Regions from separate parts of the Homo sapiens genome. Here region 1 is linked to region 2. A link is an interaction called in ENCODE POLR2A ChIA-PET data of the cell type or tissue named here. Cell type or tissue: PC-9. All regions are shown on one strand. Each heading gives the region's core, and the rest is flanking DNA. Links, peaks and the distances in the headings are about the cores only. Region 1 overlaps AKAP13 (A-kinase anchoring protein 13). Region 2 has its middle 29 kb from the start of MIR7706.

The links. ChIA-PET counts read pairs that join two places held together with the same protein. Peaks named below come from ENCODE experiments on the same cell type or tissue, not always from the same donor. Only the 100,000 strongest peaks of a DNase experiment are listed, where the experiment ranks them.
Region 1: POLR2A ChIA-PET joins it to region 2 with 8 read pairs; 12 of 35 experiments call an interaction of 5 or more read pairs at or near these places.

Annotation. Positions count from the first base shown.
Region 1 is chr15:85,406,431-85,410,826 of GRCh38, reverse strand. The region is part of intron 1 of AKAP13 (A-kinase anchoring protein 13); the gene reads right to left. Among named protein-coding and RNA genes, the nearest start is that of AKAP13, 28 kb to the right of the region's middle. In PC-9, for the core only: no CTCF peak of the experiment used is centred there; DNase peaks (open chromatin) are centred at 2,726 and 3,736; H3K27ac peaks cover 2,544 bases.
Region 2 is chr15:85,349,556-85,353,951 of GRCh38, reverse strand. No RefSeq gene overlaps it. Among named protein-coding and RNA genes, the nearest start is that of MIR7706, 29 kb to the left of the region's middle. In PC-9, for the core only: no CTCF peak of the experiment used is centred there; a DNase peak (open chromatin) is centred at 1,791; H3K27ac peaks cover 594 bases.

The DNA.
Region 1 (4,396 bases), core at 241-4,240, 57 kb before region 2:
ATAAATGCCATAATCATTCTGAGAACGGAAAATGATCTCTATGGGCTGGACCAGCTAGAGAAGGATTCAAGGAGGAAAGGGATTTGAGTTAGGCCCTGAAAAACCAGGCAAGGTGAAGAGGTGACAGCATTCCAAGCAGAGAGCACAGCACAAGCACGTCCAGGTGACAGATGGTAAATCTGAGAGTCGCAGAAGAGAAATGGCCCACCTATCAAGCATCTTACCCCAGTCCAAGGAAGATAAAATGCCTTGACTGACACTGCCAATATACTAATGACCAGGGAAGAAAATAACTGCAAAGGGGGGTTAAGGTCAAGGTAGAAGGAGTTGGACTGCCAAGCTTAGTGTCTGAACTTGATCCTGAAAGCATCACAAAGCCCCTGAAAGGTGTTTTGGAAAGGCCAGTCCAAACAGTGTACAGGAAAATTAAGAGAAATCTGAAGCAGAAGACCTATTTTGAAGCCATTCTCATGACCCAGGTGAAAGTCGACAAGAAGGGCATGAGTAGGGAGACAGCCCCAAGACAACTACTACTGTAAGACATGGTACACAAAAGCAGGTATGACCAGACTTGCTTCTAACTGGACAGCTGGTGATGAGCGACCAGCCCGGGGAAGTCATGGTCATGATGCTTATTCTAATAACCACACCTGAGGGCCATGAAAAAGAAAGGAAGGAGACATTACTCAAAAGATACTAGGTCATAAATCATACCTAGAAAGGAAAATTCCAGAAAAAGTGAATACCAACCCTTTTTCAAATTATAAAATTATATCATACTCCTCTAAAGGAAAATGGAGGAAACTAATTTCTTCATTTGAGCTCAGTAAAGTTACTATAAAAGCAACAACCTCCCTTATAATTTAAGGTTCATTAAAAAACTACTAGCTGCATCAGGCCAGGCGCGGTGTCTCACGCCTGTAATCCCAGCACTTTGGGAGGCCGAGGCGGACGGATCATGAGGTCAGGATATAGAGACCATCCTGGCTAACACGGTGAAACCCCGTCTCTACTAAAAATACAAGAAAATTAGCAGGGTGTGGTGGTGGGCGCCTGCAGTCCCAGCTACTCGGGAGGCTGACGCAGGAGAATGGCGTGTACCCAGGAGGCGGAGCTTGCAGTGAGCCGAGATCGCACCGCTGCACTCCAGCCTGGGCGACAGACAAAGCGAGACTCTGTCTCAAAAAAAAAAAAAAAAAACTACTACTAGCTGCATCAAAGAATATAATCAACAGAGTGAAAAGGCAACCCACAGAATGGGAGAAAATTCTAGCAACTCTTATTTAATAAGAGATTAATATTTAGAATACATAAATAATTCCTACAACCAATTTAAAAAAAGGGTAATGGACCTGATAGGGTGGCTCATACCTGTAATCCCAGCACTTTGGGAGGCCGAGGCAGGCAGATCACCTGAGGTCAAGAGTTCGAGACCAGCCTAGACAACATGATGAAACCCTGTCTCCACTAAAAATACAAAAAATTAGCTGGGTGTGGTGGTGCACTCTTTCATCCCAGCTACTCAGGAGGCTGAGGCAGGAGAATCGCTTGAACCTGGGAGGCAGAGGTTCCAGTGAGCAGAGATCGTGCCTATGCACTCCAGGCTAGGCGACGAGTGAAACTCCATCTCAAAAAAATAATTAAATTAAAATAAAATAAAAATGAAAAACAGGCAAAGGATTTGAACAAATATTTCTCCAAAAAAGATATACAAATAGCCAATAACCACATAAAAAGATGCTCACATCACTAACTACTAGAAAAATGCAAATCAAAACCACAATGAGATATCACTTCACACACTATAAGATGACTACTGTCACAAAAACAGAAAATAACAAGTGTTGGTGAGGGTACAGAGAAACTGGAACACTTGTGCACTGCTGTTAGAAATGTAAAATGGTACAGCCACTATGGAAAACAGTATGGCAGCTCCTCAAAAAATTAAAAATAGAATTACCATATGATCCAGCAAGTCCACCTCTGGGTACATACGCCAAAGAACTGAAAGCAGGGACTTCGAAAGATGTCTGTACACCCATGGTCAAAGCAACATTATTCACAATAACCCATATGTGGAAACAACTCTAGTGTCCATTGGTGGATGAATGGATAAACAAAATGTGGTATATACATACAATGGAATATTATTCTGCCTTAAAAAGGAAATACATTCTGACACATGCTACCACATGGATGAATTCTAATGACATTGTGCTAAGTGAAGTAAGCCAGTCACAAGAACGCAGACTGTGTGGTATCATTTACATATAGTACCCAGAATAGTCAAATCCATAGAAACAGGAAGTAGAAAAGTATTTGCCAGGGACACGGAGGAGAGAGAAATAGAAAGTTATTGTTTCATGGGTACAAAATTTCCGTTCCGCAACATGAAAAGAGTCATGGAAATGGACAGTGGTGATGACTGCACGACAATGTGAAAGAGCTAAATGCCACTGCCTCTGCACTTAAAAATGATTAAGACGGTAAATGGTTAAGATGGTAAATTTTATGGTATGTGTGTTTACCACAATTAACATTTTTTAATATTCTTAAAATATCAATTACTGGCATGCAGTAAGCAGTTGGTACTTTCTAGATGAATAAATGGACTCTAAAATAGATTGTGGGCAAAATCAAGAACCACTTTGAATGAGGTAATCTAAGCCAAATGTAAACATTACCACTTCCAGGAAGCCAACTCCTCTCCCATGCCAGAATGAATCATGCCCCTCAGTGCACTCTCATTCACCCAGCAGCCTGTGCTAGAAATTCCCAGTTATTCTGGACAACTACCACCTCCTAATTCCCACCATCTACTCAACAAGTTTCATCCATTCAACTTTCAAAATGTCCATTAGATCTGCTGGCTCCCTTCCAACCTCACTGCATTCAAGCCCTCACAATCTGTCCAAAACTATGGTAATGGCCTCCTCTAACTTGTCTGAGAGGCAATGCTCCCTTCTCCCTCTGCCAAGCCACTATCCTCTACTGCTCACAGAATGAGGTATCCAAAACAAAACCAGACTATCCTCCCTTTTGCTTCAAGAGGACAAACTAAAAGACGCTTCCACCCACCCCATTTTGACTTTCTAACCTAATTCGGTGACCACACCCTATCCACACGAAATAATTCTACACCTCACTGCTCACTGAGTTCAAACACACCAAGCTCTTTGACGTCTGTTTCTTTGCACACAGTGTATCACAGCAGAACCATCATTCCATTCTTTCTCTCCTCAACCCAGGCCTGGCAAATTCCTACTCATGCTTTAAGACCCAGCACAGGCCGGGCACGATGGCTCATGCCTATAATCCCAGCACTTTGGGAGGCCAAGGCAGACAGATCACCTGAGGTCAGGAGTTGAAGAACAGCCTGGCCAACATGGTGAAACCCTGTCTCTACTAAAAATAAAAAAAATTTTAAAAAAATTAGCCAGGCATGGCAGCGCATGCCTGTAGTCTCAGCCACTCGGGAAGCTGAAACAGGAGAATCTCTTGAACCCAGGAGGCGGAGGTTGCAGTGAGCCCAGATCGCACCACTGCATTCCAGCCTGGGTGACAGAGCAAGACTCCGTCCCAAAAAAAAAAAAAAAGACCCAGCACACCCGTCCCATCCCTCATCCCTCATCTGTGTTCCTTAGAAGCCTGTATACCACAAAGTTGGTACTCTAACATTGTTACACAACAAATTTCCATATCTCTCACTATACCCCAATTATCTTTGCATTCCTAGTGGCTGGTGCACATTCCTTCTGCTTAAATATTTCTTCAATGAGCTTATACTACTTGTAACTAGCATAAAATATATTATTTCTGTTTTGTAAGTAGGACAAAAAATCCAGAGATCTTATCCTCCAGAGACATACTCTTTGTGGCCTAGGACTGTGCTTTACTCTCCCTTGGTTCTTTCAGGGCCTAGCCCATAATATGCTGTCTCATATTGTCTGCTGAAAGGAATTTCAAAATAGAACTACCCCTAGAAACCATCAAATTAGCTTTTATTATGCATTTTTCTCTCAAAGTGTCTATGTTCTCCTAACACAAAATGTTATGAAATCTAATTACATTTACAAAAATTAGCAAAGAAACAACACTGCAAACAACTTATTAGCCAATTCATGTCTCCTAAAACAGTAACACAAATAACATAAGTAGTTTATTTCTAAATAGGAATTCAGACTGGAAAGGTCAGTAACTGCTGTATATAGTACCTCTTCTTCTACCTTCCAATGTCCTATACCATAATTGATCTACACTTAAAGAAAAAAAATTCTCCCCAATTATAGGTACAACCACAGACAAAAAATAAATGCTTGCTGGACACATATGTGTCCAGCAACGAGCAATATGGTATATAAAATAGGTACTGTTTTTCCCATCTTACACACAGTGG
Region 2 (4,396 bases), core at 178-4,177:
AACACAACACTGTCATTCTTTGTTTGATTTGTCTCCTCTGCTAGAGTGCAAGCCCCCTGAGGGCAGGGACCACATCTTATTAGATTTTCTCAGAACCCAGCACAATATCCAGCATCACTGGGCATCTATCCAATGACTGTTAGCTCATCAATAAATGACATCTTCCCTGCTGTAGTGCTAATGAAATTGTTCTTTCACTTGGTTAGATCAGAAGATCCTCCTCAGAGATTACTGCTCAAACTTACTCTTAAAAGCAACCAGTGAAAACCCACAGAGAAAATTTCATTGGTATACTGAGTGTAAACTCAACTCACCACATGCCCTTCTATTTTTAATGCTGTTTAATCTTACAAGGTTGGGTTCCCTAGGTATATAATAAGGCACAAAGACTTAATTAACCTTGTTGATTCTGTTTTGTCATGGTGCTCTATTGAGGCCTTATTTAAATAGGATTTCGTGCTAGTCTTGTCATAGTTATTAACCAAGTCCAAAGGTTTTTATTCAATTTCTAGCCATAGCATTATTTAAAGTGTAACTATTAAGAAATGTCTTTTTTTTTTTTTTTTTTGAGACGGAATCTCACTAACTCTGTTGTCTAGGCTGGAGTGCAGTGGCATGATCTCAGCTAACTGCAACCTCCGCCTCCCGGGTTCAAGTGATCTCCTGCCTCAGCCTCCCGAGTAGCTGGGATTACAGGCAGCTGCCACCACGCCCAGCTAATTTTTGTATTTTTAGTAGAGACGGGGTTTTACCATGTTGGTCAGGCTGGTCTCGAACTCCTGACCTCAGGTGATCCACCTGCCTTGGCCTCCCAAAGTGCTGGGATTATAGGTGTAAGCCACTGCACCTGGCCAGAAATGTCTATTTTAAGTGAAAGTACAAAAACATATTTATCTAAATGACTGTTTCCCTCACCATAGACCCCTTGCAAATCTAGCCACGTGTCTTTGCTTTTTTTTTTTTTTTTTTTCCCTTGAGACGGAGACTTGCTCTGTCGCCCAGGTGGGAGTGCAGTGGCACGATCTCGGCTCACTGCAAACTCTGCCTCCTGAATTCAAGCGATTCTCCTGTCTCAGCCTCCTGAGTAGCTGGGATTACAGGTGCCTGCCACCACATCTGGCTAATTTTAGTTTTTTTAGTAGATACAGGGTTTCACCATGTTGGCCAGGCTGGTCTTGAACTCCTGACCTCAGGTGATCTGGCCACCTTGGCCTCCCAAAAGACTGGGGTTACAAGCGTAAGCCACCATGCCCAGCCTAGCCATCTCTCCTGAGATAATATTGTGGCTATTTGAAATAGTTTTGGTTCTCTACTTTTTATTTTTGCCGTCACAGAGAGTTGGTGATCCTTGTTTGAAGAGTGGTTTTGTTACTTTAAAACCCAAAACTATAGCAACAAATACTATTGCCCAATAAAATATCCACCTTATTTAACTTCTGGAAACAGTGTTGAACATGCATATCATTAGTTGGAAATCAGATATGTTAGGTAGCACACATTTTTTAATTTAAAAAGTAATAGTTACATAATTACTTTAAATGCATTAACTGTATATATATGACAAGCACGTTGAACCCATAATTTAATGCATATTGCTTACGGAAAAGCTATATTGCTTAACGAAAAACTTATTTAAGTAAAAATACAGTGAGTTAAATTGCTGAGAGATACTAAGCAGTAACCCAGGTTATGAGGATGAGATGAAGATTGTGAAGGGGGCATATAAATGACTAAGGTGTGAGAAACACCTGTGGAATGAAAGGAGCAGAGGCTCTGGGGCTCCAGTTATTTTACTTATTATCCGGGAGCCTGTGGGCAAGTGACTTACCTTCTCTGAGCCCTGCTTGCTGATCCATGCCATAAGAGTGAGTTGCAGTGGTGATCAGAGATAAGGTTCATGGGTACTCAGCACCGTACCTAAAGGGCTTCATAGTGAGAATTTTTTAAAAATTAGAACCACTCTTATAGGACAAGGATATTGAGTCTACATTTTAAAAGTTGCCACAGCTTGGCTAGGTACGGTGGCTCAAGCCTGTAATCCCAGCACTTTGGGAGGCCGAGGCGGGCGGATCACGAGGTCAGGAGTTCGAGACCATCCTAGCCAACATAGTGAAATCCTGTCTCTACTAAAAATACAAAAAAAAAAAAAAAAAATTAGCCAGGCGTGGTGGCATGCACTTGTAATCCCAGCTACTCAGCAGACTGAGGAAAGAGAATTGCTTTAACCCGGGAGGCAGAGGTTGCAGTGAGCAGAGATCAGACCACTGCACTCCAGCCCGGGTGACAGTACAAGACTCCATCTCAAAAAAAAAAAAAAAAAAAGGAAAGAAAAAAGTTGCCACAGTTTGAAAGGGAAAACCAGGGACATTTCATTAAGCATGATGAGCATAAGGTGGCAGCTGGATATTACATTCAAGGTATTCCTTTGAATGTATTCACTTGGGCATGTTTGTTAAGGGACCAATCACAGAATGAAGGAGTCAGATAGTTATACCTTATAGGATGCTAAAATAACTGGCGCTACCTTGAACTCTAAGAGTTTATCAACTCATAGACATTAAGCCATGAGATTCTGTCCCTTACTGACCTTTATAATCTCTCTCTCCCTCTCTCTCTCTCTATCTCTTTTCCTTGGTCAACTCAAAGCTTAAAACTAAATTCACAGCTCACTTCTAGAAATCTGTATCACCTTATCAACCACTTGCTCTTCCCCTTCACCTATACTCCTATGCTAAAGTGCACTTTCCTTGGTCCTGGTATTTTTTATTCTCACTTTGCCATTGTATTATACAGATTCCCATTAACATTTTTTTTTTTAATATAGAGACCTGTCTCACTATATTGGCCAGGCTGGTCCTGAACTCATGGGCTCAAGCAATCCTCTCCCCTTGGCCTCCCAAAGTGCTGGGATTATAGGCGTGAGCCACCGTGCCTGGCCCAGATTCCCATTTTGTATAGGTCCAATGCAAAAGGGAGAGTACCTAAATGTCTTAGTCAGCTCAGGCTGACATAACCAAACTGCTTAACAGTGCAAATTAATTTTCTCACAGTTCTGGAGGCTGGAACCCCAAGATCAGTGTGTCCATATGGTCAGATTCTGATGAGGGCTCTTTTCTCGGCTTGCAGATGGCTGCCTTCTTGCTTTGTCCTCACATGGCTTGGCAGTTGGAGGATGTCAAGTGTAAGCCCCCTACTGTCTCTTATAAAGGCACTAATCCCATCATGATCCCCCCACCGTCATGATCTCCCCACCGTCATGATCTCATCTCATCCTAATCACCTCCCAAAGGCCCCGTCTCCAAATACCATCACACTGGGGGTTGGAGTTTCAACATATGAATTTTGGAAGGCTACAACATACAGGCCATGACACTAAGTAAATAATCAGATAATAAGAGTCATGTCATCTTTTGCCAAGAGCCAGCAATTTATCATCTGTGTCCCACCAGAATTTCCAGACCATCCAAAGAAATGTCTTCTTTCTTGGATCAGTCATTGTAAAACTAGGCAAGTGTGCTAACAACAGGCCACAAATATTGGTTCTCACATGGAGCCACGTGTATATCCTTTATATCCCTAGTTGTTCATCAGCCATCACTGATTCACAAAAGATAAGCAAGATCTCCTGACATATCAATTTAGTGGGTTCTCTTCCTCACTCTAGTTGGTCACCCCAAGTGTATAAAATGAGAGCCTACAACGTGGCAGGCAAGTGTAGGATGTTATGACCTCATCTAATCTCACAATTCTGACAGAAATTATTGCACTGTGTTTTGGGGTGAGAAATTAAGTCTCAATAAGATTAAGTAATGTGCATAGCATTAAGCAACCTATAATTGAGGAGCTCAGATCTGAACCCGAGTCAGTCTGAATATAAAGGCCACGAGAGGACTTAGATGTATTACTCGCCAAATGTTCATTCACTCATTGAACTTCCTGACATGTGCCAGGCTTTATGTAGGCAATAGCAATGAATAAAATAGAACAACAACAACAACAACAACAACAACAACAACAAAATTCCAGGCCGGGCACGGTGGCTCATTCCTGAAATCCCAGCACTTTGGGAGGCCGAGGCAGGTGGATCACCTGAGGTCAGGAGTTCGAGACCACCCTGGCCAATATGGTGAAAGCCCGTCTCTACCAAAAATACAAAAATTAGCCGGGCGTGGCGGCAGGAGCCTCTAATCCCAGCTACTCAGGAGGCTGAGGCACGAGAATTGCTTGAACCTGGGAGGTAGAGGTTGCAGTGAGCCAAGATCATGCCACTGCACTCCAGCCTGGGTGACACAAAGAGTCTCTGCCTAAAAAAAAAAAAAATTCCTGCCCTTATGACTTACTTACAGGAGACAGATAATAAACAAAACAAGTAAGTAAAATAAGTAGCATATCATAT